Linked DNA regions of Homo sapiens: region 2 is linked to region 1. A link is a contact called in ENCODE Hi-C or POLR2A ChIA-PET data. All regions are on one chromosome and are shown on one strand. The core of a region is the stretch at or near the end of the contact, and the rest is flanking DNA. Distances in the headings are between cores, read along the strand shown. Region 1 has its middle 35 kb from the start of RBM20. Region 2 holds the start of ADRA2A (adrenoceptor alpha 2A).

Region 1 (3,984 bases), core at 1,298-3,797:
GGCGACAGAGCGAGACTCCATCTCAAAAAAAAAAAAAAAAGCAATAGCAAACGGGTCTTTGGAAATATTTAGTTAATTCTTAAAAGGTGTTTCTCTTTTAACAACTATCTAGGCCAGGCGCGGTGGCTCGGTGCCTGTAATCACAGCACTTTGGGAAGCTGAGGCAGGCGGATCACTTAAGGTCAAGAGTTCAAGACCAGCCTGGCCAACATGGTGAAACCCTGTTTCTACTAAAAATTAGCCGGGTGAGGTGATGCGGGCCTATAGTCCCAGCTGCTTGGGAGGCTGAGGCAGGAGAATCATTTGAATCTGGGCGGTGGAGGTTGCAGTGAGCTGAGATCGCACCACTGCACTCCAGCCTGGGAGACACAGCGAGACTCCGTCAAAAAAAAAAAAAAACAAAAAAAAAACCAAAACTCTCTTAATAAAAGGACTAGTACTTTGATTCAGCTTCCCACAAAGGGAGAATACCAGTGTTTAAGTAAAGTGAACAGTATTCAGATTTCACTATCACCCAGCAAATGGTCTTACACAGGATACAGCTTCCAGTTGTTGGGTGCTTGCCACAGAGGTGCAGAGATTATGTTCTGTCTTAAAGATTTAAGAAATCATTTTCTTAAAAATTCTGCTAGGTATAGTGGTTCATACCTGTAATACCAACATTTTTAGAAGCTGGAGCAGGATGATCATTTGAGCCAGGAGTTTGAGACCAGCCTGTGCAATGTAGTGAGACCCGATTTCTACAAAAAATTTAAAAACTAGCTGGGTTTGGTGGCTACACCTGTAGTCCCAGCTACTTGGGAGGCTGAGGTGGAAGGGGTCACGAGCCTGGGAGGTTGAGGCTACAATGCGCCATGATCATGCCACTGCACTCCAGCCTGGCAACAGAGCAAGACCCTGTCTCAAAAAAAAAAAGTGTTATATTTACGAAATAATATTCATTCTGTATCTTTTTACTTAGGCGTATCTCCTTATCCTGGAACACTGATAATCCAGGTTTGTGTATTTATGCTTAGTCAGCTATCTTAAATGGAGGGAAGTGCAAATGGAACCAGTTGCACATTAATGCAGTTTAAATGGTAACAGCAAAGTGTTAGCCTGCTGTTAAAAGTTAGGAGGATCTTTCCTTCCCTACTTGGTATTTTTTTCTTTTTTTTTTTTTCTCTTTTTTTTTAAAGAGAAGATAGGGCCTTACTCTGTCGTTCGGGCTGGAGTGCAGTGGTTCAATCATAGCTCACTGCAATCTCCAACTCCTGGGCTCAAGGGTTCCTCTCAGGGCACCTTCCCAAGTAGGTAGCTAGAATTACAGGTGTGTGCTAACACACCGGCTGATTTCTGATTTTTTAAGTAGATGGGGGTGGGGTCTCACTTTGCCCAGGCTGGTCTCGAACTCCTGGCCTCAAGTGATCCTTGGCTTCCCAAAGTGTTAGAATTACAGGTGTGAGTCACTGCAGCTGGCCCTTTTTTGTTTTAAAATTATATGTAATTAGGTGGAAATTATCCTCTCCTTTTGTGTGAAGATTGAACAGTGATATCCTTGTTTCCTTAGTTTTATCTTTTGGAAGAAACAATTCTTCTTTTCATCCGGGAAAAGTAAGAACAGAATCTGTTTCAATTGCCTATTGCCTAGAAGTGTTACAGCTTTTATTTTGGTCACATTAAGTAATTCTTGATAAAGTGGTTAACATTTCTAGAAGGAATATTATTTTGGCAAGAGCTCAGATTTCACAAAACGTGTCTTAAAAATGGCTTTCGGCCAGGCGTGTTGGCTCACGCCTGTAATCCCAACACTTCGGGAGGCCAAGGTGGGTGGATCACGAGGTTAGGAGATCCAGAGCATCCTGGCTAACACGGGGAAACCCTGTCTCTACTAAAAATACAAAAAATTAGCCGGGCCTGGTGGCGGGCGCCTGTAGTCCCAGGTACTCGGGAGGCTGAGGCAGGAGAATGGCGTGAACCCGGGAGGCAGAGCTTGCAGTGAGCTGAGATTGTGCCACTGCACTCCAGCCTGGGCGACTGAGCGAGACTCTATCTCAAAAAAATAAAGTGGCTTTCATATCTCCACTTTTTCTAAGTTAGGACTTTGAAGGATATATTTAGATCCAGAGATACAAAATTTTTTAGTTTAATACCTTAATTTTATAGACGAGGAAATCTGAAGCCCAGATTAGGTAAGTGACCCAAATGAATAAATGAGCACACACAGCTTAATAACCCACAGAGCCAGAACCAAGTCCTGGCTTTCCTTCGCAAGCAGGACAGACTCTAATACATTAGCTCTTTTTTTCTCCCAAGTTAACTATGAAAATGGGAGAGAGATAGTACAGTGTTGATTGATCCTCCACATGACACAGAGAAACAGATTTTAAGGGCACAATTCACCATCTCTGGTTTTCTTTGCCTTTTGCCTCCCCACTCCTCCTATTTTCTTTAGACTGCACTTATTTAGGTACACTCTGATCACTTATCTCAGTGTCTTAGGGGGACTGGATTACTCCTGGCTGCCAGTCTTCTGCATGAAAGATGCCAGCGTTGCTCCATAAATCTGCCACCATGTGGCACTCACTCTCCCCTTCCTAGACACAGAGTCTCCTGGGTGTAAGAGCCCTTGTGGCAGCCAGTAATTGCTCAGGGACATGAGGCAGCCTAGCGATTAGGTTTGCAAGAAGCACATGGATTTATTTCCTCTCTCAAGTCCTCACATTGGTTGGTATAACTCTATTATTGGAAAGAGACATTAAGGTTTGAATGTTATCTCATGGATACTTGTGTGTTCAGATCAGTGCCTGGAAAGTTGATTATCAAACATTAAAGTGTACAGTGATCACAAGTCCTGCTTTGGCTTTATAAATATACACCTAAAATTATTCAGTAATTAACAATGATGGCGGTAAAGGCTGGAAACATGGAACTACATATGGGTGGAAAAAACCCACCACCATAGAAAATTGAAGGACACGGGTTTAAGGCAAATCATTTGGGACTAAGTTAACAGAGGCAGTTAAGGTATAATGTACTAAAGGTCCCTGACACTTCTGAGGCAGAGGCCTTTGCTAGGAGAGGTCTTCAAACACAGGAATCTATCGTACCACTTCAGAATTAGAAATGATGGCTGCAAAGGTAGATAAGGCTGAGGCTTTCTTCATCATTGGGCTGCTGCTTTGTCTCCCAGTAATTACTTCACTTTTTTCCCAGAGCCACTAGAGGGGGCCCTTGACACATGCCAACCCCTCCATTTTTTCAGTCTAGTTTTTCAAACTCTAGTTTCTTAGAGTAGAGTTCCAGGAGCAATGAGATGGTCAAGGTGTGACATTCTTGAGATTTCTCTGTTGCAAGAGTTTGAGCTACGTGTTAACTGCAGCTCAGTAATTGGATGCTTTTAGCCAAGGTACCTAGTGCTTGCAACAGGTTGGATTGCTGCTTAGAAAGGTATGCAGCAGCTGTTTAATGGGATCTTGTTAACAAAATTTGCAGTCTGTATTAGGGTTCTCTAGAGGGACGGAATAGGATAGATGTATATATGAAGGGTAGTTTATTAAGGAGTATTGACTCACATGATCACAAGGTGAAGTCCCGCAATAGACTGTCTGCAAGCTGAGGAGCAAGGAAACCAGTCAGAGTCTCAAAACCTCAAAAGTAGGGAAGCCAACAGTGCAGCCTTCAGTCTGTGGCTGAAGACCTGAGAGCCCCCGGCAAACCACTGGTATAAGTCCAAGAGTTCAAAAGCTGAAGAGCTTGGAGTCCAATGTTAGAGGACAGGAGGCATCCAGCACGGGAGAAAGATGAAGACTGGAAGTCTCAGGAAGTCTGCTCTTTCCATCTGCCTGTTTTATTCTAGCTGCACTGGCAGCTGATTAGATGGTGCCCACCCAGATTGAAGGTGGGTCTGCCTCTCCTAATCCACTAACTCAAATGTTAATCTCCTTTGGCAACACCCTCACAAACACACCCAGCAACAATTCTTTGCATTCCTCAATTCAATCA
Region 2 (4,435 bases), core at 788-3,287, 470 kb after region 1:
CAGATTGCCACGGGCTCTGATTTTTGTCTCTTAGTATTCATACTTGAAGTGTGGGGTTCCTAGTTGCTGTGCAAAAATGACTGTAGCCATGTTTCCAACTGAGCCTACTGGCGATGTCCAAAGCCCCTGCCAAGAGCCTCAGAGCAGAGACTTTAGTAGAAGATGGAAAATGAGTGACTCAACAGAGCGAGGAAATTGTCTTCTCAGCTTCCTTTAGATTGTCCAGAAAGGGAGATTAGAAAGGCTCCTCAGAACTAACACTGGAAAGGGAGTTTATACCATTAGGGCAAAGATTGGGAGACAAAGGTACTGAAGTCAAATGAGACTTCTGTGAAATACTTTGGAAAGTACAGATTTTGAGACTACATGAACAGCAGCAGCACCAATAACTGTATCACTGGTGCGGGCTATAGACATCAGCTGGGAATGAAGGTGATTCTCAGGGCCCTTAATTTAGCCATCAGCCCCCAGCCAGACCTAAGCCTGCAGCTGGCTGCACAGAGAGGCAGCCTGTTCCATCCTTGGAATTCCAACTTAGGTGACTGCACAAGGCATTTTGGTTTAGTGGTTCCTTAAATAAGACGACATTCCTTTAAGTCTAATCTCTCTCCTGCTGAAATTTCCTACCCTCTTGGGTTTTACCATTAAACTGCTTGCTCTCATCTGAAAAGTGCAGCTAGCAGGGTGCAAGCTAGTGCTCTAGTGACCGTTAAAATCTATCCTAGGACAGCTAGCACGCACGGAAAAACTTGCCATTCGCCGCACACCCACTCCCCCCCGCCCCCACCGCTATTCTTATCAGAGAGAACATGGAAAATATTCTACTCCCTCTTCCCCTTATTGAAGGATGCTGTGTGTACATCTGAATGGGGGTGGGATGCGGGGCGGGAGTGGAGTCTAGCTTTCGGTCCTCAACAAAAACATAATGATTCCCAGCAAGCCAGAGCTGTGCAACCAAGGAGGCAGGATCCTGGCCTCTCTCGGATCTGCAGGAAGGGTGGGCTGTGCGGGTCCAGAGTGGGATGCCCGTTCTGGCCGGCGGTGCCTGCTGAGCCCTTCCTGATGTGACTTTATTAGACAAACCCCCACTCCCGCCAGGGGTAGACACACGAGTATCTGCTTTAGGAAGATTTCTGCAACACGGCAGGGTGCAATTCAAACTCTGGGTTCTCCTTTCCTGAGCTTAGAAACCAATTTGTTCGGAGATAGGAGAAGGCTCTGTTGGCAGAAGACCTAAGAGACGGGAGGAGGCGCCTGGCGTCAGCGGGTCGCTTCTCAGCCGTGACCACGAGCGGCCAGCAGGTGTCAGTGCGTCCTCGCTTTGCCCTGGCGCTCGGCTCCTGGACCCCTCCCCACCTCGGTCTAAGGGGGCGCGGTCCAGACCCCGGGTCTTGCGTTTCCCGCAGACAGCATCGCGGCTGGGAGGACACGTAGCCGCTTCTTCCCTAAGCGGAGGTCTGAACTCCGGCTTGTACCACTTCCCCGTGGGTGCTGTCCATTCCGCCCCAGGGGTTCCATCCGAAGCCGCGCCTTCCTCCCTCTCCAGGACCCCTTTCTCCCCAGCCTCCAGGAGCACCTGCGGACCGCGTCGGCTCTGGCCCGGAGCTGGGCTGCTCCAGACGTAACTCACACCGGAGGTTACTTCCCTCGATTTGGGCGGGGATTCCCTTCCATTTTTTTCTTCCCTTTTCTCCCAAGATCCAGCTTCTTGGGGGCACTCACGGGTGCCCGTTGCGTTCTGCTCCGTCGGCCCGGAGCTGCATGGCCAACTCCCAGCAGGGGCCGCTCCTCCCCTACCCCCCACCCCCGGGCTCCCTCTTTAAGTCTCTAGCTCAAGGTACCCGCCTCTCCAAAGGGCTCGTCCCGCCTGAGGGCAACGCTCCCCGAGGTCCAGCGCTAGGCGCGGGCGCTAGACTGGCGGAGGGGTGGTGCGAGGGGCGGGGGAGGGTCGGCTTCCCACGTGGGGGCTGACGCCGGCTGCTCAGCAACGCTTGCTTGATCCTGGGGCTATAAAACGAGTCCACCGTGAGCGCAGCGGAGCAGCAGCAGCTCCAGCTCGGTGCAGAAGCCCAGCAGCCGGCGTGCCGCCGCCCGGCCACTCCAGCGCCTTCTTCCCCGCCTTGCGCTCCTGCCCCAACTCGCGCTGTCGTCGGACCCCGGCCCATCCAGCAGCGCTCGGCGCCCACCAGGCGGACGCCCAGGAGAACCCCTGCCTCCGTCGCGGCTCCTGGAGAGCTGATCGTTCACCTGCCCCGGCCCGCCTGAGGACGGGGGTGCCTTCATGCGGCCCCCACACTCCTCACCCCGCCGCCGCCGCCGTCCCGGAGCTCCGCACAGTGTGCCCCAGCCCCAGCAGGGCGCACAACTTTGGAAGTCTCGCGGCGCTCCGAGAGGCGGCAGAGTCCGCGCCCCAGCCCCGGGCCGGGCCGGGCCAGAACCGCAGCGTCTGGGGGAAGCCAGAGAGTCGGTAATCGCTTCGGGGATGTAAGGCGACAGACATAGGACCCCCGAGCTCGCATCAGCACCCTTCGGCTGCCTCCCGGGGTGGGGGCGGGCCCCGCACACGGTAAGACCTCTTGCTTTCGCTCAGGCTCAAGATTCAAGATACAGATATTGATATGTATATATATATTTAATTTCCTGTCATCCTTCCAAGTTATCAGGCCACCGATGATTTTTGTTCTCCCTTCTTGAAGAATAAATCTCTCTTTACCCATCGGCTCTCCCTACTCTCTCCCGCCGCTTAGAAATAAAACTTGGCTGTATTAGGAGCTCGGAGCAAGAAGGCGCCCACCGAGAGCGTCTGAAGCGCGAGCCAGGCGCAGTTCGCGGGACCCGGGCCATGGGCCGCTAGCGGTCCTCCAGTTCGGGCCCGGCCTCCCTGCGGCCCCCTCCCTATGTGAGCCGCAGCCAGGCGAGCGGGGCGCCGGAGGAAGAGGAGGACCCACGGGCGCCGGGCCGGAAGGCAGCTGGCAGCAGGCCCAGGCCAGCGGGCGCCCGCGTTCATGTTCCGCCAGGAGCAGCCGTTGGCCGAGGGCAGCTTTGCGCCCATGGGCTCCCTGCAGCCGGACGCGGGCAACGCGAGCTGGAACGGGACCGAGGCGCCGGGGGGCGGCGCCCGGGCCACCCCTTACTCCCTGCAGGTGACGCTGACGCTGGTGTGCCTGGCCGGCCTGCTCATGCTGCTCACCGTGTTCGGCAACGTGCTCGTCATCATCGCCGTGTTCACGAGCCGCGCGCTCAAGGCGCCCCAAAACCTCTTCCTGGTGTCTCTGGCCTCGGCCGACATCCTGGTGGCCACGCTCGTCATCCCTTTCTCGCTGGCCAACGAGGTCATGGGCTACTGGTACTTCGGCAAGGCTTGGTGCGAGATCTACCTGGCGCTCGACGTGCTCTTCTGCACGTCGTCCATCGTGCACCTGTGCGCCATCAGCCTGGACCGCTACTGGTCCATCACACAGGCCATCGAGTACAACCTGAAGCGCACGCCGCGCCGCATCAAGGCCATCATCATCACCGTGTGGGTCATCTCGGCCGTCATCTCCTTCCCGCCGCTCATCTCCATCGAGAAGAAGGGCGGCGGCGGCGGCCCGCAGCCGGCCGAGCCGCGCTGCGAGATCAACGACCAGAAGTGGTACGTCATCTCGTCGTGCATCGGCTCCTTCTTCGCTCCCTGCCTCATCATGATCCTGGTCTACGTGCGCATCTACCAGATCGCCAAGCGTCGCACCCGCGTGCCACCCAGCCGCCGGGGTCCGGACGCCGTCGCCGCGCCGCCGGGGGGCACCGAGCGCAGGCCCAACGGTCTGGGCCCCGAGCGCAGCGCGGGCCCGGGGGGCGCAGAGGCCGAACCGCTGCCCACCCAGCTCAACGGCGCCCCTGGCGAGCCCGCGCCGGCCGGGCCGCGCGACACCGACGCGCTGGACCTGGAGGAGAGCTCGTCTTCCGACCACGCCGAGCGGCCTCCAGGGCCCCGCAGACCCGAGCGCGGTCCCCGGGGCAAAGGCAAGGCCCGAGCGAGCCAGGTGAAGCCGGGCGACAGCCTGCCGCGGCGCGGGCCGGGGGCGACGGGGATCGGGACGCCGGCTGCAGGGCCGGGGGAGGAGCGCGTCGGGGCTGCCAAGGCGTCGCGCTGGCGCGGGCGGCAGAACCGCGAGAAGCGCTTCACGTTCGTGCTGGCCGTGGTCATCGGAGTGTTCGTGGTGTGCTGGTTCCCCTTCTTCTTCACCTACACGCTCACGGCCGTCGGGTGCTCCGTGCCACGCACGCTCTTCAAATTCTTCTTCTGGTTCGGCTACTGCAACAGCTCGTTGAACCCGGTCATCTACACCATCTTCAACCACGATTTCCGCCGCGCCTTCAAGAAGATCCTCTGTCGGGGGGACAGGAAGCGGATCGTGTGAGGTTTCCGCTGGCGCCCGCGTAGACTCACGCT

What was found. Hi-C counts contacts between places; a loop is a spot of excess contacts on that map. ChIA-PET counts read pairs that join two places held with the same protein, here RNA polymerase II (POLR2A). Pooled maps may share reads with other maps.
Region 2: a loop to region 1 is called in a pooled map, with 6 times the contacts of the local background. The contact joins the promoter of ADRA2A here to the enhancer-like site in region 1. A Hi-C loop is called at or near these places in 3 of 37 single-sample maps with no recorded cell type and 10 of 50 pooled maps. POLR2A ChIA-PET finds 5 or more read pairs at or near these places in 1 of 52 experiments (IMR-90).

What each region holds. Positions count from the first base shown.
Region 1 is chr10:110,607,269-110,611,252 of GRCh38, forward strand. No RefSeq gene overlaps it. Among named protein-coding and RNA genes, the nearest start is that of RBM20, 35 kb to the right of the region's middle. Within about 2 kb of position 2,548, at least 2 of the 41 ENCODE cell types and tissues checked have a DNase peak (open chromatin) inside an H3K27ac peak, as active enhancers do.
Region 2 is chr10:111,074,992-111,079,426 of GRCh38, forward strand. It overlaps ADRA2A (adrenoceptor alpha 2A), which reads left to right and starts at 2,038. Exons shown (of 1, transcript NM_000681.4): 1 at 2,038-4,435. The coding sequence starts at 3,006. The coding sequence ends at 4,403. RefSeq lists a silencer at 2,001-2,050.